Linked DNA regions of Homo sapiens: all the other regions are linked to region 1. The links are chromatin contacts, found by Hi-C or POLR2A ChIA-PET in ENCODE. All regions are on one chromosome and are shown on one strand. Each heading gives the region's core, a stretch centred on a gene start or an enhancer-like site at or near the end of the contact. The rest is flanking DNA. Distances are from core to core; before and after follow the strand shown. Region 1 holds the start of SMARCD2 (SWI/SNF related BAF chromatin remodeling complex subunit D2). Region 2 holds the start of RNFT1-DT (RNFT1 divergent transcript). Region 3 holds the start of PSMD12 (proteasome 26S subunit, non-ATPase 12). Region 4 holds the start of USP32 (ubiquitin specific peptidase 32). Region 5 holds the start of BCAS3 (BCAS3 microtubule associated cell migration factor).

The links. A loop is a pair of places that touch in the nucleus more often than their neighbours do. ChIA-PET counts read pairs that join two places held with the same protein, here RNA polymerase II (POLR2A). Pooled maps may share reads with other maps.
Region 2: POLR2A ChIA-PET joins it to region 1 with 12 read pairs in BJ. The contact joins the promoter of RNFT1-DT here to the promoter of SMARCD2 in region 1. POLR2A ChIA-PET finds 5 or more read pairs at or near these places in 2 of 52 experiments (BJ and OCI-LY7).
Region 3: a loop to region 1 is called in a pooled map, with 3 times the contacts of the local background. The contact joins the promoter of PSMD12 here to the promoter of SMARCD2 in region 1. A Hi-C loop is called at or near these places in 6 of 50 pooled maps. POLR2A ChIA-PET finds 5 or more read pairs at or near these places in 2 of 52 experiments (CD4-positive, alpha-beta T cell and activated CD8-positive, alpha-beta memory T cell).
Region 4: a loop to region 1 is called in a map of CD4-positive, alpha-beta T cell, with 8 times the contacts of the local background. The contact joins the promoter of USP32 here to the promoter of SMARCD2 in region 1. A Hi-C loop is called at or near these places in 1 of 168 maps with a recorded cell type or tissue (CD4-positive, alpha-beta T cell) and 12 of 50 pooled maps. POLR2A ChIA-PET finds 5 or more read pairs at or near these places in 2 of 52 experiments (A549 and B cell).
Region 5: a loop to region 1 is called in a pooled map, with 16 times the contacts of the local background. The contact joins the promoter of BCAS3 here to the promoter of SMARCD2 in region 1. A Hi-C loop is called at or near these places in 1 of 37 single-sample maps with no recorded cell type and 7 of 50 pooled maps. POLR2A ChIA-PET finds 5 or more read pairs at or near these places in 1 of 52 experiments (GM12878).

Annotation. Positions count from the first base shown.
Region 1 is chr17:63,839,237-63,844,851 of GRCh38, forward strand. It overlaps SMARCD2 (SWI/SNF related BAF chromatin remodeling complex subunit D2), which reads right to left and starts at 3,449. Exons shown (of 13, transcript NM_001098426.2): 1 at 3,223-3,449. The coding sequence starts at 3,438. RefSeq lists enhancers at 53-347, 2,372-2,451, silencers at 53-347, 3,172-3,401, 3,772-3,941 and a cis regulatory region at 5,051-5,440.
Region 2 is chr17:59,962,919-59,968,533 of GRCh38, forward strand. RNFT1-DT (RNFT1 divergent transcript) reads left to right here and starts at 2,178. Exons shown (of 4, transcript NR_110815.1): 1 at 2,178-2,270; 2 at 3,485-3,549. It overlaps RNFT1 (ring finger protein, transmembrane 1), which reads right to left and starts at 1,822. Exons shown (of 9, transcript NM_016125.4): 1 at 1,690-1,822; 2 at 1-366. The coding sequence starts at 1,745. It also overlaps the pseudogene TBC1D3P1-DHX40P1. RefSeq lists a silencer at 1,763-1,892 and an enhancer at 1,923-2,192.
Region 3 is chr17:67,363,118-67,368,732 of GRCh38, forward strand. It overlaps PSMD12 (proteasome 26S subunit, non-ATPase 12), which reads right to left and starts at 3,460. Exons shown (of 11, transcript NM_002816.5): 1 at 3,295-3,460. The coding sequence starts at 3,402. RefSeq lists enhancers at 3,276-3,335, 3,356-3,665.
Region 4 is chr17:60,388,621-60,394,235 of GRCh38, forward strand. It overlaps USP32 (ubiquitin specific peptidase 32), which reads right to left and starts at 3,513. Exons shown (of 34, transcript NM_032582.4): 1 at 3,262-3,513. The coding sequence starts at 3,319. RefSeq lists an enhancer at 3,228-4,069 and silencers at 3,244-3,303, 3,334-3,553, 3,664-3,983.
Region 5 is chr17:60,675,169-60,680,783 of GRCh38, forward strand. It overlaps BCAS3 (BCAS3 microtubule associated cell migration factor), which reads left to right and starts at 2,683. Exons shown (of 24, transcript NM_017679.5): 1 at 2,683-2,746; 2 at 4,285-4,372. The coding sequence starts at 4,290. RefSeq lists a silencer at 2,063-2,816 and enhancers at 2,235-2,404, 2,575-2,724.

The DNA.
Region 1 (5,615 bases), core at 2,199-4,698:
GAGACAAAGACAGGGAAGAACTGAAGCAGTGGGTCCTGCAGAGGTGAGCGAGGGCCCTGTGGTCCCCAGGAAGCTCCCTGCTGCAGTGTTCACAAAACCTGCAGCACCACCCATCCCTCCTGGGCAGGTGCTCCGGTAACAGGAAGTCCCAAGACAAGGCCTCATAGGCAGGGTCTGGAATAGGCTCCACCCAGACATCTGCTCCAGGTTTCCTGGGCCCAGAGCCCCTGGCTCACTCAGGGCCCCAGGGGAAGGCTGCTTATAGTTCAAGTCCCAGCTGAGCCTTGCCAAGCTCCATAGGGCTTATAGGCGCTAGCAACTCCTCCCACTTCAAAAAACAAAACAAAACAAAACAAACAAAAAAAAACAACTCAGGAGTTAAAGAAAAAAAAAAAAGCAGTCCAGCACTCTGAGCCTCCCTAACTCCCTGCCTGCAGCAGGACCAGGTAGGCCTGGATCAATCCCCTGAACCCCAGATGAGGAATCCAGGGCTCCGGTGAGCGTGCTTTGCCCTGCCCCAAATGTGGCCCTGATGCTCCTGGAACCTGGGCCTGAGGGCCTCAGTTGGGGAACATACCACCCACTCTCCCATGAGTAAAAAGGATTTTGAGGCCGGGTGCAGTGGCTCACGCCTATAATCCCAGCACTTTGGGAGGCCGAGGCGGGTGGATCACAAGGTCAGGAGTTCGAGACCATCCTGGCCAAGATGGTGAAACCTCGTCTCTACTAAAAATACAAAAAAATTAGCCGGGCGTGGTGGTGGGCGCCTGTAATCCCAGCTACTCAGGAGGCTTGAGGCAGAGGATTGTTTGAACCTGGGAGGCGGAGGTTGCAGTGAGCTGAGATCATGTCACTGCACTCCAGCCTGGGCGACAGAGTGAGACTCCGTATCAGAAAAAAAAAAATTTTTTTTTTGAACTTTTTGAACTCTCTGGAGTGAACCCAGCAATCTGAGGTTTTTGTTATTTTGTTGCCCAGGCTGGAGTGCAGTGGCAGGATCATAGCTCAATGCAGCCTTGAACTCCTGGACTCAAGCAATCCTCCTGCCACAGCATCCTGAGTAGCTGGGACCATAAGCGCACACCACCATGCTTGGCTAAATTTTTTTTTTTTTTTTTAAGAGATGATGGTCTCACTATGTTGCTTAGGCTGGTCTTGAACTCCTGGTCTCAAGTAATCCTTCTGTCTGGGCCTCCCAAAGTGCTAGGATTACAGGTGTGAGCCCACCATATCCTGCCCTGGAGGTTTTTTTCTTTTCTTTTTCTTTTTTTAGGTTCCTCTGTTAACTGTGATCCACAGCTAGAACCACCCTCTGGAGGAAGGGAGGTCATCACTTCCCTTCTTTCAACTATTTGCTCAGCTTGGGCCTCAAATTCTCACTTTTCAAGTGCATCTCATGAGCCCTAACAGACAGGAACCCCTTTGTTTCCCAGATCTCAAGTCCCTTCTCCTGGCAGTCATACAACTGGACTTGGAAAGAAGGCAAATAGGATCCTCTTCAAACTCAGCCAAAGTTAGCTGGCTGGGTTCTCCTTCCCATCTACCTCTCCTGCCAGGAGGAGGAAAGCTAGTGGGATGGGAAACCCAGACTCAGGGCCATCTCCTACTTCCGCACAGCTAGCAGCCCAGGCCTAACCAGCCAGCCAGCTTGGCCTTGCCACAGGCCCAAGGCCACCCCCCACCAAAACATGTGGAATCCATCCTCTCAGGGGCTGTCCCAAGGGCACATTTCCTATGGCTTGCATGCCAAGGAAACTGGAGCGGCTTGTCTGTTCCAGGTCCTTCCAAGGCCAAAGGCCCACAGATGGTGCCCAGGCCAGGTCTCAGTGGGCAGGCCCAAGGGCTACAATGAATGATGCAGGGAGCCCTCAGCAACACCCTGGGCCCATGAATCCCCAACGGGGACAGCAAGGTGGGAGAGATGAGCCCCAGCTGGAATCCCTGGGACCAGGTCTGTCTCTGCCCATACCCAGACTCTCTTTTCTCTTGAGAAAGGAGGAAGAATGAGGAGTAAGAAGGAAAAAAAAATCCAGTCACTGTCCCTAGTTAAGCCATCTCCTTAGAAGTGAGGGCCCAGTGGGGCAGGTAGGCTGTGTATACTCCACGAGGATCCCTAAGGACCTCTGCCTGGAGACATGAGTCGAAAACAGAGGAAGCCCACAGCAAACCCGTAGATGAGCAAGAAGCCAGTGTCAAATGCTTGGGCACATGGCTTCGGACGTGGTGGAGTTAGAACCTGAAGGCCAAATAAAAATGCAGAGAGGGTGACAAGGCAGATGGGCACAGTTTCCAAGCCCTCTGGGGCAACCTGAACAGCAGACTAGAGCACTGGCAGGGTCAGGCTGAGGTCCTCACACACTGAGCAGAAGTCGCTGCTTTGCAAGGGCTTTTGAAGCTGCAATCTGAGCAGCTCTCAAAACCCCAAAGGGGTCAGGACAGCACTCTTTGAAGCAACTCTCGCAGACTCCTCCGGCCCCAGACCAGCAGGGCTCCACTCTGCACGTCCAGACTAATCAACTCCCGGACACGATGACAGGAGGCAGAAAGCCCAGAAGAGAGCCGGCCTGTGACTGGGCTGGGCCTCCCCTCAGGCCAGGCCACCACCGTCTCTGGTCTAAGCTGGAGTCCTCCCAGCGAAGGCGCCTGGCCCTGCCTCAGGAGTAAAGTCCGCCCGTGCACAAGCTGGAATCCCCTGGCCCTAGCCTCAGCGTCCCGTGCCCGTGGGAAGCCAGGCTCCTTCCTCCTTATTAGCAGCCGGGAGCCATCTCAGACACGCTAGAGCTCCGCCAGTTCCCAATCAGAAAAAACAGGGCAGACTTGGACTGGGACCAAGGCCGATGCAGGGTAACCCCGGTTTCTCAGCGAGGGCCCTTTCCCAAACTTTCTCATCACTTTCCAGCCCTCCTACCCTAGACTTCTCAACCCACCCGCCACAATTCACTGGCTCCCCAAACTCCTCCATCTCCCAGTCACTCGGAATCCCTGTGCCGCGGAAGCCCCCAGGCCTCCCAGCTGCTTCCAGCCCTCCGCTGCAGAACCTGCTTCCCCTTCCCACTTCTCCACCGCGACCCGCCGCAGCCCGAGGGTCCCGGCCCGCCCTCCACCGTCTCCCGGAGTTCCTCATGCATTCCCCAGGGCCCTCACTCGAGGCCCCTTCAGCCGCCGGCCCGGGCGCCCTCGCAGCGCCTCTCGCCCCCGTCCGCTCGCGTCCTCCTTGCTCACCTGGTACTGCGCCGCGGGGCCCGCGGGGCCCATGGGGCGGAAGGCGGCGGCCCCGGGGCCCCCCACGCCTCCTGCCGGACCCGGTCCCCGGAGCGCCGGTCCGGGCAGCATGCCGGGTCCCGCGGGGGGAGGCGGCGCTCCCAGGGCCGCAGCCACGGCGCCGCCGCCAGGGCTTAGCGGGGGCAGCGGGAACCCGCCCGCGCCTCGGCCCGACATCGCTCCGTCCCGTCCCGCGGTGCCGCGATCCGGACTCCGGGCTCCGCGTCGAGTCCACTCCGTGCTCTGTGCTCCGCGATCCGGGACTTGGCGATCTTAATTCCGGGTTCCGGGATTTGTCGATCCGGGCTCCGGGATTTCCTAATCCAAGTTCGCGAGTTCCTCACAGACCCGGTTCGGGACAGATTCCGCTCCTGCCCGGGAGATTCCGGATCCAGGATCTGCTGCGGGCCCGCCTTCCGTCCCCGGCCTCCGGAGGTTTGGCCGCCCGAGTCGAGTTACCCAGAGGCGGCTACGAACTCCCTGCCCCGCCCAACCCAGCCCAGCACTAGGCCCCGCCTCTACCTGGTGCCCAATGCTCGAGTGCCTCCTCGAATCCTGCCCCTCGCGAGACCCGCCCCCAGCGGGCACCGCCCCTAACTGCCGACCTCAGAGCCCCACCCCCCCACCTTTGGCCCAGCCTTTCGTCGGAGGGGCGGGAGCGGAAGCTGCGCGCGGAAGCGCCGAGTGAGGCGCGGGGTCAGAGGTCTAAGGTCACTTAGGGGCTTCACAGTGAATGAGCCGTTGCTACTACTCTCTCCCGGTATAGCACCCTCACCGAATTCCGCGGCCACACTCCCCGAAAATAGTTTTGTCAAGTCTCCTTTCTGCATCTTCGGCGTTAAAGACTCAACTCAGAGTCGGTAGCTGTGGCTCACGCCTGTAATCCCAGCGCTTTGGGAGGCTGAGGCGGGCGGATCCCCTGAGGTCAGAAGTTCGAGACCAGCCTGGCCAACATGGTGAAAACCCCGTCTCTACTAAAAATACAAAAATTAGCCGAGTGTGGTGACGGGCGCCTGTAATCCAAGCTACTCGGCAGGCTGAGGCAGGAGAATCGCTTGAACCTTGGAGGCAGAGGTTGCAATGAGCCGAGATCGCCCCACTGCACTCCAGCCTGGGCGGCAAGAGTGAAACTCATCAAAAAAAAAAAAAAAAAAAAAAAAGACTCAGCTGCTCTGTGGGGCAGAACAGCAGCCAACTCAACTTCCTGTAAAAGCTCATGCTGGTAGCTCGGAACTGCCAAGGGACCTAGGAGGCTCCAGACTTGACCCAGCTGGTGAACGGTCGACTTGGCCAAGGCTGAGTTCTACCGCACATTTTTAACGTGGCTCCGCCTCACTTTAAGGAAGCCTGGTACTTTACTCCCCAGAAAATGCTTCTAGTCAAAAGAAATTTGGCTTATGAGAAACCTCCCCGCAGTTTAAAAAAAGAGGTCTTTCTCCAGTATTTATAGCACTTAATTTTCAAAAATGCAGTATCTTTTCAGGTACACTGTGCTGTATCAAAGTATTCAAAAATGCGTCAGCTGTGCCAGGGAGCCTACCCTCTGATGGTCTGGATCTCCTCGCCGTGATATGGACCAGTGCTGCTTAAACTTTAATGAGCACATAAAAAACACTCGAGGCTCTTATTAAAAATGCAGATTGTGGCAGGGCCCAGGACTCTGCATTTGTAACAAGCTGCCAGCGATGCTGTTGCTTCTCAGACCACACTGTCAAGAAGCCGGGATCTAGACTTTTTTTTTTTTTTAGTTTTTTTACTATAATTGCTTTATTTTTCCAGCCCCAACCAAGTAATACTTCCTTCCTTGCATCATAGCACCCCAGATCTTTTTTACAGTATAGTTCTCCAGTGCTTTTTAGAAATTAGTTCTCCTCATGCCTCTAGTGATAAACACCGCTGCTGCTGTTTTCTTACCTCCTGAACTTAGAGATCCCACTCTATTGCCCCAAGAGTCGATAACCTGTCAGTCTGGGGACTGGCCACTGGAATTGTTAAAGTCACTGAATCATGGCCCCTCCCATCCCTGTAAAGTGGGTTAAGAGTTCATGATAAGGCAGCTAATATCCATTTCAATCCTTTTAAGCTTCTAGAACAACAGTAATTCTCAAAGTGATAGGGGCAGTGGAGAATCAGAGTCCTCTGGGAAGCTACTCCAAAATACCTCCGCCAGCCACCCCTCCAATCCAATGGCTCTCAGTATTGTATTTGAAAAATAAGCTTCCTAGGTAATTCTGATGCGACCCAGTGGGTCGCATCAGAAAACACAAGATTTTTTCTACCCTAGAAAAGGGGCAAGCTAATAAGTGCATTTAAAAGCAGATCAGCTGGGTGGAGTGGCTCACACCTGTAATCCC
Region 2 (5,615 bases), core at 928-3,427, 3.9 Mb before region 1:
AAGGAGCTACTACCATGATCTCCAGATTCTGCGGCAGTATCATCAGTCAGCCTTGCTTCACTGTGGGAGTGACCCCGTAAGCGACTGTGTACACATCCATGGGCACAGCTATGGACACCTGACCTTATATTTCTGGAGCTTGCATTTTCTGCACATTCTTTAGGTATGGAGTTTATCTGGATATGAACATCTCCAGAATGAGGGCAAGAACCCTCTCCTGTCAATCTTGTGTGGACACACTGAGGGGTTGAGGCATCCTCACTGCTTCCAGTTCCTGGAGGACTGTGCAGTTGGCTACGATTGGCTTGCATGGCCCTTAAATACTTTTTCTCTGACCCAGATGTCTTTGCTTCAGGCCTCTGTCTCCTAAAAAATCAAATAAAAGATATTCTAAGTAAACAGGCAGTTAAATACCAGCAGTATATTCCTCACTGGGTATCCTTTATTCACTAAAGGAGTAGCAAATAATCACAACAGATGAATTTTCAGGTTATTTATCACTGGACTCCTCCCTTCTCCCTTAATGCCAAGGCTCTGCTGCCCTACACAAATGATCTTTTAGGGAACATTTGCACCAAAAAAAAAAAAGTTGAGCTGCAAATGCTTCCAGTTCTCTAATGGCAGAAGGCATCCGCAAAACAGTCATGAAGTATGGGTACCCAGCAGATGTTAATGAGCACCAGTCCTCACTGGGTACTCTGGTACATTTACTTTTCCCAAATGGTGCAGTTTCATCTCTGATGTAGATTCTACATCAAAGAAGTTTCATAAGGAAGAGTGAGCCAGTATTTTTTAATGGTTGGAAATGTTAGGAAAAAAAACAACATTAAATCTTAATGCCTTATTATCATCATAGGTAACTAATAATAAACACTGCACTTAGGTGACCTACAAATTAGATTTTCTGCTCAAGCAGCTTTCCCAAAGCTCATAAAGTTTCCAATAATTAATGGTGCCACCAATAATATTACCTCCCCGCGCAAAAGAATGTTACCTAAATACATTTAAAGCATAGATACTTTGGAGAGTCACCACGTAATTGCTAGGTAACTCTTTAGTCTGAATAAGCAGTTACACAGTCCGCCCAATAAAATGCCACCGTCGGTGGTGTGTGTATTACGGAGGGAGGGGTGTGAGGAAAGAGGACTCTAGCAGAGAAAGATCTCTCTAATAAATGATCCAGTGTGGACCTCCTAGAAACAGAAGAACAGAGTCGGAATCCCAGCTGACAAAACGCAGAGGCTATCCCACACTGCCGTGCTTTTCCCGTTTGTCTAGGAGGAGGCTAGAGTTAACGTCAGGGAATGTTCTGTGTCATTCTATTTCACTCCCAGGACTGAACAGTGGTGCAGTCACCGTGTCTGGCGGTTTGGGTTTCAGTGCTTTTCACTAAAGGCTTTCACCGAGGCCCCGACGCCACGGGTGTTATTTCGTCAAAACTGAAGAGCGACGTTGGACAGCAGGCTTTCAGTGTCTTTTCTATAAATAACATAGAACCCTCCCACTTTCCTTCATGCACAGACAAGAAAGAGGAGAAAAAAGGGAAGAAAATTCAACACAACTCTTCCGGAATCTCCGAGGGCAGAGTTCTCCACCCACGTCCGAGCCTCGAGTGCCTATTCTCCCCAGAGCCCCCTGCGCCGCGGCCCCTCGCCGCCTCCTCCTCTGCCCGCTTCCCCCAGGCCTAACCTCTCATGACCAGAAGCGGACGGAGGTGTCGGGAGCGACAGCAAGAACAGCGGCATACACCGCCTCCAGCCCTTCAGTCGGGGCCATCAACCGCAAACCCCGCAAGCTCTTCTCTCAGCCCGGCGGCAACGGCGGCGGCGCGCGCGCTCCCCGGACGTTCTCACGCGCGCGCGCGCGCCCTGCCCCGGCTCCACCTCCTAGCCCCGCCCCCGCACCGCGCCGAGTGGAGAGCTCACGGCTGCCGGGGTGTTTTGGCAGCGAGAACAAGCGAGCTGCGCCTGAGAACGGCCTTCAGGCCTGGCGCTAAATAATAAGTCGTTGTTATGTGTTATGTATTTATGTGGCATCCACCACACGCCTCCGAGATCCTGGGCGTTTTGAGGTTAAAAATGTTCAGGCTTGGAGAACCTACCCCTGGAGGAGTGTTAGGGTTTCCGGGCTCGGATGTCCGCGAGCTTGACGCCTGACCTAGTTGTGTCTGTCTGGGCGGTGACGTTTGGTCTGAGCTGACCTTTCCTCACAATCGTGAATTTGGGCTGTGAGGATCAGGCCTTGTCAGAACCCGAGATGAGAGGAGAGAGGTGCGGAGAGTCTGCGTGGGGTGGAAGTAGAAGTTAGAGTTGAAAAACCTGTCTTGCGTGGGGTATAGAGGACCCTACTGCCCTCAAAATAATTATGTTAATCTAAAACTGTTCTAAAATTAAAAGGTTATTAAGAAAACGAAGTTTAGGTCGGGCGCAGTGGCTCACACCTGTAATCCCAGTATTTTGGGAGGCCGAGGCGGGCGGGTCACTTGAGCTCAGGAGGTAGAGACCAGCCTGGCCAACATGGTGAAACCCGTCTCTATTAAAACTACAAAAATTAGCCGGGGGCGTTGGCTCACACTTGTAATCCCCGCTACAGATACTCGGGAAGCTGAGGCATACGAGAATCACTTGAACCCGGGAGGTGGAGTTTGTAGTGAGCCAAGATCGTGCCACTGCACTCCAGCCTGGGCAACAGAGTGAGTGAGACTCGGTCTCAAAAAATAAATAAATAAAATAAATTCTGTTAATCTAAAACTGTTCTAAAATTAAAAGGTCATTAAGAAAACGAAGCTGAGGAGGGGAGTGGTAGCTCACACCTGTAATCCCAGCACTTTGGGAGGCCAAGGCGGGTGGATCACAAGGTCAAGAGATCGTGGCCACATCCTGGCCAATATGGTGAAACCCCGTCTCTACTAAAAATACAAAAATTAGCCGGGTGTGGTGGTGCGTGCCTGTAATCTCAGCTACTCGGGAAGCTGAGGCAGGAGAATCGCTTGAACCCGGGAGGCGGAGGTTGCAGTGAGCCGGGATTAGCCACTGCACTCCAGCCTGGCAACAGAGCGACACTCCGTCTAAAAAAAAAAAGGTTTAGGCCTGGCGTGGTGGCTCACCCCTGTAATCCCAGCGCTTTGGAAGGCCGAGGCGGGAGGATCACTTGAGGTCAGGAGTTTGAGACCAGCCTGGCCAACATGGCGAAACCCTGTCTCTACTAAAAATACAAAAATCACCCGGGCTTGGTGGCGGGCGCCTGTAATCCCAGCTACTCGGGAGGCTGAGGCAGGAGAATCCCTTGAACCCAGGTGGCGGAGGTTGCAGTGAGCTGAAATCGTGCCACTGCACTCCAGCCTGGGCGGCAGAAGGAGACCCCCACCTCAAAAAAAAACACATTGGCTTTCTTTTTTTGTTGGGGGTGGGGGTAGGGGTGGTCGGCGGTGGTAGAAGGCATACTTAAGTCTCTCTGTGCTTACTAATTTAAATCTTTCTGACAGATTTCTGGTTCAGTAAGGGTGAGAGCCAGGCTCCAGACTATAGTGAATTTTCCGAGGAGATATGTGTAAGTATTCTAACATTTCAACTATGTCGTGGATATTTTTAAACTTCAAAATGTGTGAACATTTAGGAAACAGGAAAAAAAACAGAATATAACATAATTCAGCCACAGCCACAATGCAGCACCAATATGTATTAGTACACTGATAATTTTAGTACATTTGGTACATTTGTAAATTTAGAATACCAAATGTAGTGTTTAAATTCTCATCTTGGCCAGATACTACGGTTCATTCCTATAATCCTAGCACTTTGGGAGGCTGAGGTGAAAAGGTCGCTTGAGCCCAAGAGATCGAGAGCAGACTGGACAACATAGAGAGACCCTGTCTCTAGAAAAAAATGTTAAAATTAGCTGGGCACTGTGGCAAGGGCCTGTAGTCCCAGCTACTCAGGAGGCTGAGGTGGGAGAATCCCTTGAGCCAGGGAGATTAAGGCTGCAATGAGCCGTTATTGCTCCAGTCTGGGAACAGAGTGAGACCCTGTCTCAAAAAAAAAAAAAAAAAAATTCTCCTTTTGACATACTCATAACACTGCAGGTATATTAGTCCATATTTAAAGTTTATTAGTGCACTTGGAGCTGCATTTCACCCAAGTAACTTGACTGAAAAGTGACATATTTGAAGAAAGAAAGGACTGAATTGATGAGAAGATTTGACTTGGTGACAGGCTATTATCTGATAAATTTTCTTTCCACTGGCATCTGGACTGTTGGAAATAGACATTTTAATTTTAATTGGTTAATTCAAAAAGCATTTTCCAAGTACTTACTGAGTGTTAAGAATAATACTAGATGTTGGAGAGAGAGACATAATAAAGAGTCTCGGGCCAGGCATGATGGCTCACACCTGTAATCTCAGCACTTTGGGAGGCCACAGCAGGTAGATCACTTGAGGTCAGCAGTTCAAGACCAACCTGGCCAACATGGTGAAACTCCATTTCTGCTAAAAACATAAAAATTAGGGCCAAGCACAATGGCTCACGCCTGTAATCCCAGCACTTTGGGAGGGTGAGGCAGGCGGATCACCTGAGGTCAGGAGTTCAAGACCAGGCTGGCCAACATGGTGGAACCCCGTCTCTACTAAAAATACAAAAATTATCGAGGTATGGTGGCACGCGCCTGTAATGCAGTTACTCAGGAGGCTGAGGCAGGAGAATTGCTTCAACCTGAGGCAGAGGTTGCAGTGAGCCAATATCATGCCACTGCACTCCATCCTGGGCAACAGAGCAAGACTCCATCTCAGAAAAAAAAGAAAAAGAAAAGTTGCCATCTCATGGTGATGGAAATGTTTAGACCTGCAAACAAATAATTACAGTATTTTGGAGAAAACACTATAATTGAAGGTTCTGTGAGATGCAATGGAAGCAAAAGGTAGAAGCATTTAACTTTGTCAGGGAAGAAATCTTTTATTAAATTTGTGATATTTAAGATGAAATCTTTTTTTTTCTTTCTTCTTTTGATAGAGTTTTGCTCTGTTGCCCAGGGTGGAGTACAGTGGCGCAATCTTGGCTCACTGCAACCTCTGCCTCCTGGGTTCAAGTGATTCTAGTGCCTCAGCCTCCTGGATGAAATCTTAAGAATAAGTTGATATTTACCAGGACAGAAGCAGTAACAGGGCAATGCAGATAGAAACATTATATGGAAAATGGTGGTATTGAAATACCATGGTCTTTTAAAGAGTGTTTTTCGTATTTGGAAGAGTAGAGTGGATAGAGTAGTAAGAGATAAGTCAGGTAAGTATGAGCTAGAAAATGAGTTTGTGGGCCTCACTTAGTTTATTCTAATGGCCAAAAGGAAGCTATTGAGTTTTAAGCAACAGAATTGTGTGACTGGATTTGTGTTTTTCAGAAAATTCATATGCTGATAGTAGCAGTGCAAGCTCCATTAGGAGACTATTATAAGTAGTTCAGGAACAAGATGAGGTCTTGAACTTGTCAGTGAAGTGGGATTCAAGAAGAAGAATGAGATTGGAGAGGTTATGAAATAGAATCAGTAGGGTTAAGTGTCCTAGATTGTTGCAGTTAAGCTCGTCACCCCCTCTACTACCCACACAAATTTTTCACACCTACCAA
Region 3 (5,615 bases), core at 2,210-4,709, 3.5 Mb after region 1:
GTTTCCCATCTAATACATTATTAAGTCTCTATATACAACTTTTTTTTTTTAAGAGATAAGGTCTCACTCTGTTGCCCAGGGTTCAGTGCAGTGATGCGATCATAGCTCACTGCAACCTCGAACTACTGCGCTCAAGCGATCCTCCTGCCTCAGCCTCCAGAGTAGCTGGGACAACAGGTGCGTACCACAACACCTGGCTAATTTTAAAAATTTTTTTGTAGAGACAGCATCTCGTTAGGCTGGCCTCAAACTCCTGGCCTCAAGTGATCTTTCCACCTGGGCCTCCCAAAGTGCTATATACACAATTTTCATCTTCAAATGTCTTTCACATTTAAAATAAAAAATGCCTTAAGGAAATTAAGGACAGAATTGATAATCTCTTAAAGAGGTAGTAGCAAAAAGAACACTATTCTTTTTACCAGGAGATGTGAGTTTGATCTGCCTTGAATAAACCACTTAAGCTGCCTGAAGCTTAAATTTTCTCACAAGTGAAAATAACAAGACGTTCTTCATAGTTTGATGGGCTCAAAATAAAATCAAAAGAATGTATACTAACTGTTCCATACATTCCAATGTAGAAATGCAATGTTAATTTTTTTTTATGTTTGGCAGAATGGTTAGAAAATAATATGAAATGGAAAATAAAAAGCAGCTGGGCACGGTGGCTCATGCCTGTAATCCCAGCACTTTGGGAGGCAGAGACAGGTGGATCACCTGAGGCCAGGAGTTTGAGACCATCCTGACCAACATGGTAAAACCCCGTCTCTACTAAAAATACAAAATAAGCTGGACGTAGTGGTGCATGCCGGTAATCCCAGATACTCGGGAGGCTGAGGCACGAGAATCGCTTGAAACCGGGAGGTGGAGGTTGCAGTGAGCCAAGACCGCGCCACTGCACTCCAGCCTGGGCAACAAGAGCGAAACTCTGTCTCGAAACAAAAAATAAAAAAAATAAATAAAAAGCAAAACAGAAAAATATGTTTAAAAAAATTAACCAGGAGTGTAGGGTAACCATCTAATTTACAGTTGAAACTGGCTCGGTATCAAAAAACAAACAAAAAAAGTATACCCTCCCACAACATATACCTTGTTTTATTCAGCTGGCACACTGGCTTAAAAAAAAAAATCAAAATTCAAATGTATCTATCTTAACAGGCCCCAACATTCTTTTTTTTAAACACTTCTGTTACCCACTGGACACCTAAAAAGGCATATGGTATTGGAGTTTGCAAGTTTTTCAACAGCCTGGAGCATAACAACAATTATTTAGGAATAAATGCTACATAAGATCACCAGAACAACTGTAGCAGTGAAGTCTTTTTTCTTACTGATCTATAAGCTGTTCGAGGGCAAGAGCTTTGTCTAGTAATCTCTGTATTTCTCATAGTGTCTAACACTGACTAGGTCTTGCAAACAGTAGACTGGTATTAACAGAAATTCATAAAAGGAAGATTTGGTTGTCCTTCTCTAGAGCAAATTACTTGTTTCTTCCTTATGGACACTATCATTCTATTAATTCCAAAGTGGAGGTTCAGGGGCTGACCTTGGCCTGTATGTTTTGTTCTAGCTACATTGTATTGGCTCAAATAGTATTTTAATATGACAGATTAGTATCCAATTTCTAAATATTAAGGTATTTAATGAGAAATTCATCTTCCTGGTTTCTCCCTCAAATTAGCAGCATCGACAATACTCGGCCTTCATCCCCAATTGGCAAAGATTATCTGAAGGTGAAGATCTGCCGTCTCCTTTTCCTGGGCAGGTGCTCGAAAGTTCAGGTTTTTGGCCAGCCGCGGTGGCTCACGCCTGTAATCCCAGCACTTTGGCAGGCAGAGGTGGGTGGATCACTTTAGGTCAGGAGGTCGCGTGCGACCAGCCTGGCCAACGTAGTGAAACCCCGTCTCTACTAAAAGTACAAAAATTAGCCGGGCGTGGTGGCACCTGTAGTCCTAGCTACTCGGGAGGCGGAGGCAGGAGAATCGTTTGAACCCGGGAGGCGGGGGTTGCAGTCAGCCAAGATTGCGCCACTGCACTCCATCCTGGGTGAAAAAAGTGAAACTCCGTCTCAAAAAAAAAAAAAAAAAAAGTTCAGGTTTTCACTACAATAGGCTTCTAGGCAGGACAGCATGGTGTGTGAGGGCACCAGCTCCAGAATCTAGAATCGGTCTGCCTGGGTTTGCTTCTTGGCTTCACCACTTTACTAGCTGTATGATCTTGGGGCATGTGATTCAACTTTTTCTAGCCCAAGTTTTCTTACCTGTAAAATAAGGATAATAGTAATAGCCATCGCATAGGGCTGAGGTGAGGATCAAATGGCTTAGTGCATGTAAGCACGGTGCCTGACACTGCAGAAACTACTCAACAAATATCAGTTATTGTTATCTGTCTGGCATTGGAGGCGGCTGAGTTTTCCCACCCTTATGTAACTGATGTTTGTTGATGCTAGCTGCTAGAAAGCTCTTAATGAATTTGTGGCTCCCCCTCAGCAAGCATACTGAACCTAAGATATACATACGTACCAACTTTATCACCTTTCTCCATCCTTGTTTCTTGGAAAGCCCGTTAAACTCTTATAGTGCCTACTTGTCTTTACTTCTGTAGTTCCGTCTTCAGTAATGACTCCACCCCACCTCAATCTTACTAATTCCTCAAGACCCAATACAAACGTCAGCCTTCCTGTAAAACCTTCCCTTATGGCACCATTAAGAATGCATAGCTTCCTTCTCGGTGTTCCAGTAACACTTTCCCCTTGTATGGCCCTCACCACCATGCATGACTTGACTAATTCATCACGTACATCAACTCCTAAAGGACAGGGTCCTGTGTTAGTCATCTTCGTACTATCACTTTCCTGCCCCTTCTCCTGGCCAAAGACCAGGCACATAGCCATGATCCACAAACGATGTAACGACATAAATTGATTGAGCAACAGCAACAGAACGAAACTCTCTGATCTAGCCTTAATACTGAAGCGGCCTTAACCCCTGGGAAACTACTAAGGTAAATATCACTTAAACAGCATCCAAGAAACGGCAAAAAGTTAAACGGAGCCCTAAGTCCCACGGAGGGAAGTGACCATCTGTTTTGGGGAGGGTCTGGGAAGCTATAGGCGCTGGCGTACTCCGCAGCCCTGGCCGGGCCGACCTGGGGTCTCCCACTCGTGCAGGCCCAACTAGGGCTGGACAGGCATTGGGGGGTGCACGCTCCAGCCCGCAGGCCCCCTGAGGCCTAAGCAGGCTCCGCGCCGTGACTCAGCCCCTGGCGCCCGCCAACAGCCAGCCGGCCTCTCCTCACCTTGGCTAGCTTCGCACACTCGGGTAGGCGCTGATCCACCGTGGCGCTGTAGTCCACCTCCATCTTGACGATGCGCCCGTCAGCCCGCTCCGAGCCGCCGTCCGCCATGGTCCCCGCCTGAGCGTCCCTTGCTGTCCCCCTGCTTCGGCCACCACTCGTCACCCACACCGGAAGTTGCCCGCGCACCCGCTCAGGCAGCCCATCGGGAGCCCACGCAAAGGACCCCTCGAGGTCCCCGGCGCTGGTTGCCACTCAGGCACTGCCGCGGACAGCCTGGGGGTGGGGCTTGAGGCGCGCGGGGCGGGACTCGCCACTCCAGCCTGCAGCGTCAGGTTTTGTCTCTGGGAACATCAGACTTTTTACCTAAAATTTGCGATGAGAAAAGCGAGTGTAATAGAACAGACCATCTCATATATCCCTACACCCCTGCTTCGAAATATGATTTCTCAGGACCGTGGCCAGTCGCTTTTCTTGGATCTCGGTTTTCTCATCTCTACATCAGGAGGCTAAAATAAACCTTAAAATAGAAAATTCTAAGGTTTTATCTACTTGAGAATCTTGGTGGCTTACTCTGTGGGATCTCTGAAAGCTCCTAAGAGAAGATATGGCAGCAGCTCAGTCATTTAATAAGCAAAGTGGTTTTTCTCTTTGTTTTCATTTTCACTGTAATCCACTAAGTTGGTAAAAAGAAAAGTTAAAAAGACATATTTGTTATCCCTATAGGATTTTCGTGAGCATCAAACTAGATGACATGTGAGACAATTTCAATTCTTAAGGGCCTTACACGTTTTATGTGTTATCATTCATACCATGCTGGTCCCTAGAAAATAGCTTGAGATCTTAAAAAAGCTTAGGATCCTTGAAAATGGGAATGAGGCCGGGCGCGGTGGCTCACGCCTGTAATCCCAGCCCTTTGGGAGGCTGAGGCGGGCGGATCATGAGGTCAGGAGATCGAGACCATCGTGGCTAACACGGTGAAACCCCGTCTCTACTAAAAATACAAAAAATTAGCCGGGCGTGGTGGCGGGCACCTGTAGTCCCAACTACTCGGGAGGCTGAGGCAGGAGAATGGCGTGAACCCAGGAGGCGAAGCTTGCAGTGAGCCGGCGAGATTGCGCCACTGCACTCCAGCCTGGGCGACAGAGCAAGACTCCGTCTCAAAAAAAAAAAAAAAAAAGAAAAAGAAAAGTAAAGAAAATGGGAATGAGGTTGTGTTTGGTGTGGGCATATGGTCAACAGCAGCCTGGAAAGCAAACAGGAAAACGGGAAATCTTGGAGTGGTTTATCTATTATGTTAGTGGTTCTCAATTTAATTAGTGCCGACATCGCTTTATAGATGCTGAATAGATCTCTTTGTTTGTTTTAACTGCAATGAAAATCAGGGAAAATATAAACCATCTACAAGCAAAATAAGACAATATCTCAGCTATAATCTGTAATGTAGAGGAGAAACAAATTTTACCTTTTTTTTATTTTTGTAGAGATAGCAGCTATACTACGTAGCCCAGGCTGGTCTCAAACACCTGGCCTCAAGCAGTCCTCTCACCTTGGCCTCCTAAAGTGCTGAGATTACAGGTGTGAGCCACTGTGCCCAACCAAGAAACAAATTTTAAAATAGCAAAATAATATATATTTCAAGAGATAAGGGCTAAAACATGTCTACAGTGGAAAATACAAGGAAGTAGTTATTTACACCCATACACAATAACTATAAATGTAAAAGCTGCAACTGCAACAGGTGTGTTCTCTTGGTTCCTGAAGCATGGTAAGGGCCTATTGTTGGTGACATTTTCCAAAATGGTGAGCAACAAGCCACTTCTTGGTAAAGCTCTTATTGTTTTTTTTTTATTTTATAGTCCATCAGATGGGTCTTATGGCTCATGCCTATAATCCCAGCACTTCGGGATGCTGAGGTGGGTGGATCACTTGAGGCCAGTAGTTCAAGACCAGCCTGACCAACATGGCGAAACCCCGTCTGTACTAAAAATGCAAAAATTAGCCAGTCGTCATGGCACGCACCTGTAATCCCAGCTTCTCGGGAGGCTGAGGCAGGAGAATTGCTTGAACCCGGGAGGTGGAGGTTGCAGTAAGCCAAGATTGCGCCACTGCACTCCAACCTGGGTGACAGACGAGACCCTGTCTCAAAATAAATAAATAAATAAACAAAGAAACTTTATAATCCATGACACGCTGAAATAAAGTTCTGACTATATCAACATATAATCTTCCATTGTTTTTCTCATGGAAGAATTCTTAGAAATTTTAGTTGATGTTAAAAGTGAAAGAAAAGTAGCTTGTCGTAAGTAAAATTGACTTAGAGT
Region 4 (5,615 bases), core at 2,263-4,762, 3.5 Mb before region 1:
ACACACGCAATATAAACAAGAGTCAAGGCTTTCCTTGTGTTTTACTCAAAATATTTAAGAAAGATAGATTCAAGCCAAAAAATAAAAGCTACCAGTAATACATCTCCCTAACAGTGTTTAAATGTACACTTTTAGAAAACGTTAAGGTTTAGACAACTGACAAACAGTCTAGCTAAAATAGTGTGCAAAAACCAATCTTCCTAATTTCTAGGTGCTTCTAAAATGTAACTGAAGTCACTAGACTGCCCTTCCACTCAGGCCCAGTAAGTGTTATCTGTCATTAACATAACACTTCGTTTCCAAGGCCCCGCTTTGCAAGATAAACTGCCTGCAATTCCATGTTTGTATGTGGTAATATATGCCTATTTTTTTAAATACTACCTGTGTCTAGGCATTATTTAGCATTCAATAATTTTAAGTAAAGCCAAGGAGGCAAGTATTTCTGTAGTTTTGTCAAGCTTGTTTTGCACACACTGGACTAATGTGTGTTTGTCAAATCCTATCTACCCTTTCCCCCATTCATTTTATACAATATAAACAAGTAGATGAAACCAATGAATGCAGGTTTTACCAACTGTTTATATTATTCAAGTGCCCAAAAGAGGTTCCAAGACATTTTTAGCTCTATCAAAAGATTCTGGGGACAGCCGCAGTGGCTCACCTGTAATCCCAGCACTTTGGAAGGCCGAGGCTGGTGGATCACCTGTGGTTGAGAGTTTGAGACCATCCTGGCTAACATGATGAAACCCCATCTCTACTAAAAATACAAAAAATAAGCCAGGAGTGGTGGCATGCGCCTGTAGTCCCAGCTACTCGGGAGGCTGAGGCAGGAGAATGGCTTGAACCCGGGAGGCGGAGGTTGCAGTGAGCCAAGATCACGCCACTGCACTCCAGCCTGGGCGACAGAGCGAGACTCTGTCTCGAGAAAAAAAAAAGCTTCATAAACTTTTTTTGTAATCTTAAATTCTATATTAAAGTCTGACATTTACTAAATGGACCATGCTTAAAGAAGGGGGCTTCTGGTTTACATTTAGAAATACAATTTTATCAACTTGCTGCTCTCTTTTGCTTTAATTTTCCTCTAAAGCAAACTGGTAAAACATAAATTCATGCCGGCCGGGCGCGGTGGCTCATGCCTGTAATCCCAGCACTTTGGGAGGCCGAGGCGGGCAGATCACAAGGTCAGGAGATCCAGACCATCCCGGCTAACACGGTGAAACCCCGTCTCTACTAAAAATACAAAAAAATTAGCCGGGCGTGGTGGCGGGCACCTATAGTCCCAGCTGCTGGGGAGGCTGAGGCAGGAGAATGGCGTGAACCCGGGAGGCGGGGCTTGCAGTGAGCCGAGATCGCGCCACTGCACTCCAGCCTGGGCAACAGAGCAAGACTCGTCTCAAAAAAAAAACATAAATTCATTCCAATAGTTACAAATAAGCTCTTAACAAAGATTTTGCTATCTCTTCAAATACATGTGTTTTAAAATTCAACAGGCAGACACTGTATAAGAAATTAAACAAAAACCTTCCAGTCAGATCAGTTTAAAATGCAATTAACTTCATTTGTATTTACAAACGTACCATCTTAGTTTGATAGGAGATTAAGCAGGCTAGAGCTGAATACAAGTTTAATTTTGGAATTTCTCAATGCCAGGTACATCACTAGTATTCACACCCTCAAACTTAAGAAACACTTCTGAACCTTGAAGCTGTAAATCAGTTTGACTAATGTCCTCTTTCATGCCATGTAAGCCATTGCCTAATTGAGGCCAGACCTGTCAGGCTCAACAGCATCCCGGAAATGACTAGCCTACTAGGGCTGGAAACACATCAAGAATTTGGAATATTTCTCATATTGGGGCAGACAAAAAAAGTTCAAATGAGATTGTCCATAAAAACAATTATTATACTGTTCCACAAGGGAAAAAGAAAGAAAGACATAAAAGGCATATCTGTGTTATTCTGGTAAATCCACCACCACCAATACATCTCAATTCTGTATCTTACTGTCAGGTGATGGTCAACTGAACTTACCCACTTACCCCTCTTCTTCCTATATACGAACAAGAGTTCACTTCTCAAGCCTCATTTTGAATACCCGTCTTTTAATCTAATTACCATTTTATATCCTTAGCTACTAAAACCACCTGGAGCATGGCTGATTTCTTGACTTGGAAACCTGTTAACAATAATGCCTAGCTCCTAATCTTCTTAATGTTTTTTCACTTCTTACCAAGAATATCCATTAAATGTCTAAAAGAAATACAAGCATACACAGATCTACACACACTGAAATCCCAGTCATGAAAAATTAAGACATTCCGGCCATAAACTGTGCAACAAGACACTTCCAGTTAGTGTGTGCTTTAGTGATCATGGACAGCGGTATCAGAGTGAGTGGTAGGGGGTTGGGGCTGCCAACAATATACTGTGCCTCAGAGCCAATAAGCAGCAGGCCGGGACTGGCAGCCAGGCCAGTCTCTAAAGGGAGATTTAACACAATATCTGAATGCTGGACTTCCCAATGCCATTTCATGGAGAGGGATGGAGCGAGAACTGGGCATCAAGTGCAGTCAAAGGCTTTGGTCAACGTCGGAGGAGATGAAACCTAAGACAAGGTCTGGTGCCAACGCCAGCTGTCCAGTCTCATCTCACCTCAAACACAACTTCATTTCAGATCGTTCTTATCAAAGTCAGCCGCTCAAACGGTGAAGGGTGGCAGAAGCGGATGGCCACAGCCCTCAAGAGACAGGCATAGGCTCTGGGAAAAGGCAGGGACTCCCCAGATACGAAGGGGCTTCCAGTAGCAGAGAGGAGCGCTTTGCAGCCGCCTCCTCGTCCCCTTCCAGCTAAGGCTGTTAGGAACGAGGTTAGGATGTTATTTGAGGTTTTTATGAAGGAATGATAGGAGAAAATGGCAATGAAGGATGAGGGGGGCTGGATGGGCTGGAGCCGCCCAAGAAAACGGGGAGAGGACTTCCCTGGACACATCCAGGATCACAACGCCACCAGCGAGCACGGGCACTGCCCTGCCAGCGCCGATCCCCCTCTCTCAGGACAAGCCCCTTTCCAAACGGCCCTAATTCCCAAACGCTGCTTCCCACCCGACCTCTCTCCTCCACCACACTCCCCAAGGCCGGCCGCCTTTCCCTTCCGCCTCAGGCGCCCCACGCCCTCAATCTCCCCTCTCCCTCCCGGTTACCCACCCTCCAGGCTGCCCGTCGCGGGCCTCCCAGGCAGCTCGCCCAGACCCCTCCCCCCTCACCTCTCCTCAGCGCCTCCTCGTAGCTGAGGAATCCGATCCGTGACTCCTTGGCACCCATGCTCCCCTCATCCCCTCGGCGGGGGGTCGGAGCCTGATCTCGCCCCCACCCCCCTCCCGCCTTCTCCTCGGCGTCCCTGGGTGACGGTGACGGTGTCGGCGTCCCCCGCCCCCACCTCCCCCCACACTAACAAGTGCGGCTTCTGCCCCGGCGGCTCCTCCCGGTCGCCGCCACCGCCTCCATGCCGGATCACGTGACTCTTCCGCCCCGCCCCCTTCCCCTGCCTCCTACTCCGCCCTTCTCTCTCCTCTCTCTCCTCCCTCTCCTTCCCTCCTCACGCCCTCTTGCCACTTCCGCCCCCTCCCGCCAGCTCCGCCGAGGGTCACGGGACCCGAGGCCAGACACTGTTCCCGGTAACGGCCGCCCAGGGCCGCACGCTCCGCCCCTCCCCAAGCTAACCGCGCGCAGGAGCGCCGGGGAGGGGGACGCATCTCCGCACGTAACGCATCGTCCCATCTTCCCGCCAATCGCAGCCGCGCGCCCCGCCCGGGCGCCTCCGCTGGCGACGGGGGGTGGTGACTTCCGGGGCGCTTGAGGACGACCCCCCCCGCCCCCGCGCCCACATGTTCTGGCGTTCGGCGGGTGGGGTCCGAGCAGCTGACGGTTAGTGTGGCAGTTGCCGGGACCTAACATGGAAGACCGCAGAATCTTAGGGAATGGGGTTCTGAGGGATGCGGCATATGGCTCAGAAGAGAAAGGAGTGGGTAGGCAGGGAGCTCCCAACCTTAGGGACGTCTTTGACTGGGAGGGCGTTGTGAAAGGAAAGGAGAATCTCAAGGCTTTCCTGTGACAAAAGAATGCTCACACCTAGCGGGAGATCCCTGAGGAAAGTGGACCTTGTTAACGAAGTGGATCTGCCTTTTCGGGTCATCTCGCCTGCCCGGCCCACCTTCTCCTCCTGACCATGCCTCTTGTACACATTCTCTGGAAAGCGCTGTGCAAAAGGCTTATCCTCTCTCCCAGAGTTTCTCCCCGAGAAACATGAGGGCTACAAGGCTTAGCGTGGAGTCGTTTTAATCTGTGGTAAAATATACGTAACAAAATGTACCATTTTCACAATTTCTAAGTGAGTTCAGTGGCGTTAAGAACATTGATATTGTTTTGCATCCATTGCCACGTCCCATTTCCCACCGTTTTTCATCTTGCAAAAGGGAAACTCTGTGCCTATTAAACGGTAACTCCCCAATCCCCCTCCCACTGGTCCGTGGCAACCGCTGTCCTACTATCAATTTCACTACTCTTAAGTATTTCCTCTGAGTGGAACTCTGCAGACTTTCTCTTTTGTGACTGGCTTATTTCACTTGGCATCGTGCCTTCCAGGTTCATGGTGTGGCAGCATGTGACTGACTCTCCCACTCCACCTCTCCATTTCCCAAAGAATGAAAAGCAGGGATGTGAACAGGTATTTGTGCCCCCGTGTTTATAGCAGCATTATTCACGAGAGCCAAAAGGTGAACACAACCTATAGGAAACCATAAATGGAGAAACCAAATGGGGTGTATATGTACAGTGGAATTATTATTTAGTTCCTTGATTTTCAACTCTTATTTAGTTTGCGTCTTCAACCTAAAAGTCACGGAATAAAGCTTCTGGAAAAGGAAGCAATATTGAAAAAGTAACCATTTGGATTAGATTGGACCCAAGGTGCCGGTTAGGTAATTTAGGGCCAGGGAAAGGTTATTAGTTCCTAAAACCAACAGATTCTAATATACCCTGCTAGAGAAAGAAGGTAATATTCTGTGTTTTTCTTTTTTTTTTTTTTGAGACGGAGTTTCACCCCTGTTGCCCAGGCTGGAGTGCAATGGCGCGATCTCGACTCACCGCAACCTCTGCCTCTCTGGTTCAAGCGACTCTCCTGCCTCAGCCTCCCGAGTAGTTGGGATTACAGGCATGCGCCACCATGCCTGGCTAATTTTGTATTTTCAGTAGAGACAGGGTTTCTCCATGTTGGTCAGGCTGTTCTCGAACTCGCAACCTCAGATGATCCGCCCGCCTCAGCCTCCCAGAGTGCTGGGATTACAGGCGTGAGCCACCGCGCCCCACCAATATTTCGTGTTTTTCTACTCACCTTTCCTGGCAAACCAGATCAGCAGCGTGGCATTAGTCACAGCGCTGCCCTTTCCAGTTCACTGTGAGGTGGTTAATTTTAAGACCTCAGATTAGCTGCATTACTGAAAGGCCATGAATCAGGGGGTTGGGAATACATTTCAAAGCCTTTAATTTCCAGGTCATTAGTTCGGTATAGAGAGACATCAGGCAAAACACCTCAGTCATCTTCAGCCTGCAGAGTGCGAGT
Region 5 (5,615 bases), core at 1,433-3,932, 3.2 Mb before region 1:
TTTATTTCTGAGAGCTAGCAAACCCGGAAAATTGCAGAATAATGTACTAAAGAACCATCTTTTTGGCTGGGCATGGTGGCTCACGCCTGTAATTCCAGCACTTTGGGAGGCCAGGGCGGGTGGAACATGAAGTCAGGAGTTCAAGACCAGCCTGGCCAAAATGGTGAAACCCCGTCACTACTAAAAATGCAAAGAATTAGCCAGGAGTGGTGGCGGGTGCCTGTAATCCCAGCTACTCAGGATGCCGAGGCAGAAGAATCGCTTTAACCCGCGAGGTGGACGTTGCAGTGAGCCAAGATTGAGACACTGCACTCCAGCCTGGTGACACAGTGAGACTCCATCTCAAAAAAAAAAAAAAGTTGGAGTCTTGCTCTGTCGCCCAGGCTGGAGTGCAGTGCCTTGATCTTGGCTCACTGCAACCTCCACCTCCCGGGTTTAAGTGATTCTCCTGTCCCAGCCTCCCGAGTAGCTGGGACTACAGGCGCACACCACCACGTCCAGCTAATTTTTGTATTTTTAGTAGAGACGGGGTTTCTCCATGTTGGTCAGTCTGGTCTTGAACTCCTGATCTCAGGTGATCCACCTATTTCGGCCTCCCAAAGTGCTGGGATGAGAGGTGTGAGCCATCACACCCAGCCTGAAGAACCATCTTAAGTTAGTACACATTTCAGGCTCTTTTTGTGTTAAGGGCAGGGGGAAGAAGAGAGGGTTTGAATCAAGGGGTGACTGATGACCGTAGACATCTGGGCGCCAGCAAGGGTTCCTCGAGGCCTGAAGCCTCTCTGTTACTGGTCAGGTCACAATACTTTCTCAAACTCTCAACATTGTTACTTGTGTGTACACCCTCCTTTTCTCCTTGGGGGTTAGTTTTGGGAAGGGACTATTATCATCCTTGCTTTAAAGTTAAACTATAAATTCCTCCCTTGGTTAGCTTAGTCTATGTGCAGAGATAAGCAAAAGCAGTTAACTTAGATATCACCGATGGGTGGGAGTGGGGAGTTTAGGAGCAAAATGGAGTTAGTCATGCTAGGCCTCCTTTTCAATGTTACAATTCCACATTATCAAGTTATTTCAATCCCACATTATCAAGTTATTTCAATATTTCCAAATATATTCTTCTTCTTCTTCTTCTTCTTTTTTTTTTTTTGAGCGAGAGTTTTGCTCTGTCGCCCAGAGGCTGGAGTGCAGTTGCACGATCTCGGCTCACTGCAACCTTCACATCTCGGATTCAAGCGATTCTCCTGCCTCAGCCTCCTGAGTAGTTGGGATTACAGGCGTGCACCATCAAAACCCGCTGATTTTTGTATTTTTAGTAGAGACAGAGTTTCACAAAGTTGGCAAGGCTGGTCTTGACCTCCTGACCTCAAGTGATCTGCCCCTCTCAGCCTCCCAAAGTGCTGGGATTACAGGTGTGAGCCACCGTGCCCGGCCTTTTCTTTCATTTCTTTTTTTAAAATTTTTTAAAATTTTATGTATGTATGTATGTATGTATGTATGTATGTATGTATGTATGTATCTATCTATCTATCTATCTATCTATCTATCTATCTATCTATCTGTCTTGAGAGGGACTCTCTGTCACCCAGGCTAAAGTGCTGGAGGGCAATGGCGTGATCTATAGGCTCACTGCAATCTCCGCCTCCTGGGTTCAAGCAATTCTTCCGCCTCAGCCTCCCCAGTAGCTAGGATTACAGGCATTGGCCACCACACCTGGCTATTTTTAGTAGAGACGGGGTTTCTTCATGTTGTCCAGGCTGTTCTAGAACTCCTGGCCTCAAGCGATCTTCCCGCCTAGGCTTCCCAAAATGTTGGGATTGCAGGCGTGAGCCACCACGCCCAGCCCACCACGCCTGTTAATAAGCTATACCCTCACGGACCTGTCATTGGCATTAAATTTGATAATACATTAGAGTATTGTATATGAAGTATACGAAGGCCTGTGCTGAGTGTTCAAGAAGTCAGTCAGTATTATTCTACTTATATTAATAAATGAACTGATGAAATGACAATGGCGAGATCTCGATCTTCAACAATAAGGGAGATGGAAACTGAAGCAAGAAGTGGTCTACAAACCTAGCTCAAATTGTTGAGATTACCGGCCGTGCCCCTTATTCAGATCAACCCCTCCTCGGCTGATCGCCGGCGCGAGCCAGCCTAGGCTCCCGGAAGGTAAACACATCGCCAAGGGCTGGGCAGAAGGCGGGTGTGGGACGGGTGAGTGGCCAGCTAAAAGTGATTGGCAGCTGCCATGTCCACGTGCTCCGAGCTTGGAACCAGCTGTCGCGAGAATTCGATGTAAACAGACCAGTCTCCCTGTCCTCCGGCTCCAACCTGAAACGCTCACGTGAGCGGGACAGGAGTCTGGATCATGTTGCTTTTCTTTTCAAAGCCACGAAGGTTCTGTCTTCCAAAAAAAATGTACATGTTCGTAATTATTCCCCAGCTGCCTGCGTTTGCAACCGAACCTGACACCTCGGCTTCACCCGAACTTACATGCTGTTGTGTTTTCCCTCCAGCCCCAGCGGATTGGACACATTCAGAAGGCGGGTCCGCCTCTTTCCTACTTGCTGGTTGGCGAAGCTGACCTCCAAGGGCGGTGCCCGGCCATAGCCGGTTTGCTTCTGGGATTGGCTAGAGGGGGTGGTTCCGCTGAGGCGTGGTAGGAAGTGGCTGCCGTCAATCACTCGGGGAGACTCCAAACAGTGAGCCTAGAGCTGGAGACTAGCGTTAACCGGCGGGGCGGCCGGTGAGAGGGCTGGCAGGGCTTTGGCTTTGGGGAGGCTTGGGGAGGACGAGGGACTGGCGGCGTGAGGGGACTGGGTCGGGCTGGCAGGAATTCGACAGGAGAGAGGTGTCGATACTGGAGGGGGAGGGGAACAGTGCAAGGGGCCGGAGGGCGGCCGGGGGCAGCGGTGGCTCCGTGTTGGAGGTTAAGTGGGCAGCGCCGTACGAGTGTCTTTCAGGAGACTGGGGCCTGAGTGGCTGGCGAGGGTCGTCCCCAGGAGACAGGGCCCTTAAAGGGCAGGGCTTGGGAGACTGTGGTTCGAGAAAGCAAGAATGGGATGAGAATGAGAGGGCTGAGGGGCTGGAGGTGCAGGTATCCTCTGAGGAGGTGGTGGCTCTGCTCCTTGGGGCAGAGGGTGTTTTGGTTGTAGGAGGTGGGGCGCACAGGTTTAGAGTTTTCACATCAGGTGTGAATGCTCCCTACTTAAAAATGGTTTTCGGTGCCTTCAAGATGAGTTCCAGGTTGTGGGCTTCCCTGAGCCCTGTAAGAGATCTTTGATATTGCTGTCAGTCCTCTTTTAACCTTAACCAAGCCGACTCCATGCTCTTAAAATCTCAGTGATTCAGAGGGTCATGAAACATTCTAGGATCAGGATTTACTGATGTGACGGGAAAGGGTAAAGGGCTGTAACAACGTATTAGTTTATGTTAGTTATTTGACTACTTGCTACTAGTCAAATAATTACTTGACTTATTTGTTATAGTAGCAGGGGGTTACGAATGTGATTTAAATTGTGATTTACTCATAGATTCCCAACAGGTTTAATTGGAAGGTAGAGTGATATCATGTCACTTGTTCCGTTTGGTCTTGAAATATTGTACCATGTGTATTTTCACTATCTCAACATAAAATTGCAGTAAATTCCCATCCCATGATCTGGTTCTCTCACCCTTGTAATTTATGTTAACAACAGACCAAGGGGTACAGCAGGAGTCTTCCTTACATTGTTTTGTGGTTCTGAGACCTGGTCCTATTAAAAAACAAAACAGGATGGGCGCGGTGGCTCAAGCCTATAATCCCAGCACTTTGGGAGGCTAAGGCGGATGGATTGCTTGAGCTCAGGAGTTCGAGACCAGCCTTGGCAACATGGTGAAACCCCGTCGCTACAAAAAAATATAAAATTTAGCTCGGCATGGTGGCGCTCGCCTGTAATCCCAGCTACTCAGGAGGCTGAGGCAGGAGAATTGCTTGAGCCTGGGAGGCGGAGATTGCCATGAGCAGAGATCGTGCCACTGAACTCCAGCCTGGGCGACAGAGCGAGACTCTATCTCAAAAATAATAATAACCCCCCAAACCCCTCATTATAATTTGAAAAAAATTAAAAACCTACTTCCTCCTTTTTTCCCTTTCTGGTGTAACAGGAATTTCTGGGAAAGTTTCCTACATTTGAGGCATTTTTGACAAGGGATCTCTAGTGAGTAATCATAAATCTTCCTCCCTACCCCCAACAACGATCCATGTTTTTCTGTTTTTTGTTTGTTTGTTTGTTCTGGAAACAGGTTTTATGAATGAAGCTATGGCTACAGATTCCCCAAGAAGACCCAGTCGTTGTACTGGTGGAGTTGTGGTTCGCCCCCAGGCTGTCACGTAAGCACATTTCAGATAAACCCAATAGCTGAAGAAAAGATTACTCAGAATACTAACATTTAGGTTTTCTTTATGAACAGTGGTTACTTTTGTAAAAATCTTTTAACTGTTGGCTTTATGGGATGAATAATAATAATTGCCAAGACCAAATGAAGAATTGGAGAGTTAAGTTGACGTATTCAGCACATTTACAGAGTACGTGAAGAGCACTATGCTAAATCCTGAAGAGCAGTGTTTTCAAACTCCAGGTTTAACAAATTAGTGGATTGTTAAATCAGTTTAGTGGGTCAGGAGTTGTAGTAGAAAATGAAATAGAGGCCGGGCGCAGTGGCTCATGCCTGTAATCCCAGCACTTTGGGAGGCCCAGGCAGGCGGATCACGAGATCAGGAGATCGAGACCATCCTGGCTAAAACGGTGAAACCCTGTCTCTACTAAAAATACAAAAAATTAGCCGGGTATGGTGGCCCCTGTAGTCCCAGCTACTCGGGAGGCTGAGTCAGGAGAATGACGTGAACCTGGGAGGTGGAACTTGCAGTGAGCTGAGATCGCGCCACTGCACCCTAGCCTGGGCGACACAGCAAGACTCTGTCTCCAAAAAAAAAAAAAAAAAGAAAGAAAATGAAATAGAATATAATAGAAAATTAGAAAATATAGCTGAGAGTTTGTATTGTTTCATGACATGCACATAAATATGTTCATGTGTATGTATATATTTACCAGACAGTGATGTAAAATGTATCTCTTTTAACTTTTAAGTTCAAGGGTACATGTGCAGGTTTGTTATATAGGGAAACTCATGTCACAGGGGTTTGTTGTACAGATTATTTCATCACCCAGGTATTAAGCATAGTCCCCATTAGTTATTTTTCCTGACCCTCTCCCCGCTCCCACCCAACTCTGATAGGCACCAGTGTGTGGTGTTCCCGTCTATGTATCCATGTGTTATCTATAAAAGGAATCTCTTAGTCTAGGTCTCTGTCAGAAAGTTTCAAAGTAAGTGTCATAGTATATGTCTCTGTTTTTGGCATTCTTTGACAAAGAATGTCTATACTTACTAGAGTGAGTTTATAATCTAATATGGTTTGAAGATATGTATACTTTTTTTTTTTTTTTAGATGGAGTCTCACTCTGTTGCCCAGGTTGGAGTGCAGTGGCGCCGTCTCGGCTCGCTGCAGCCTCCACCTCCTCCTCTGTCTCCCAGATTCAAGCGATTCTCCTGCCTTGGCCTCCCAAGTAGCTGGG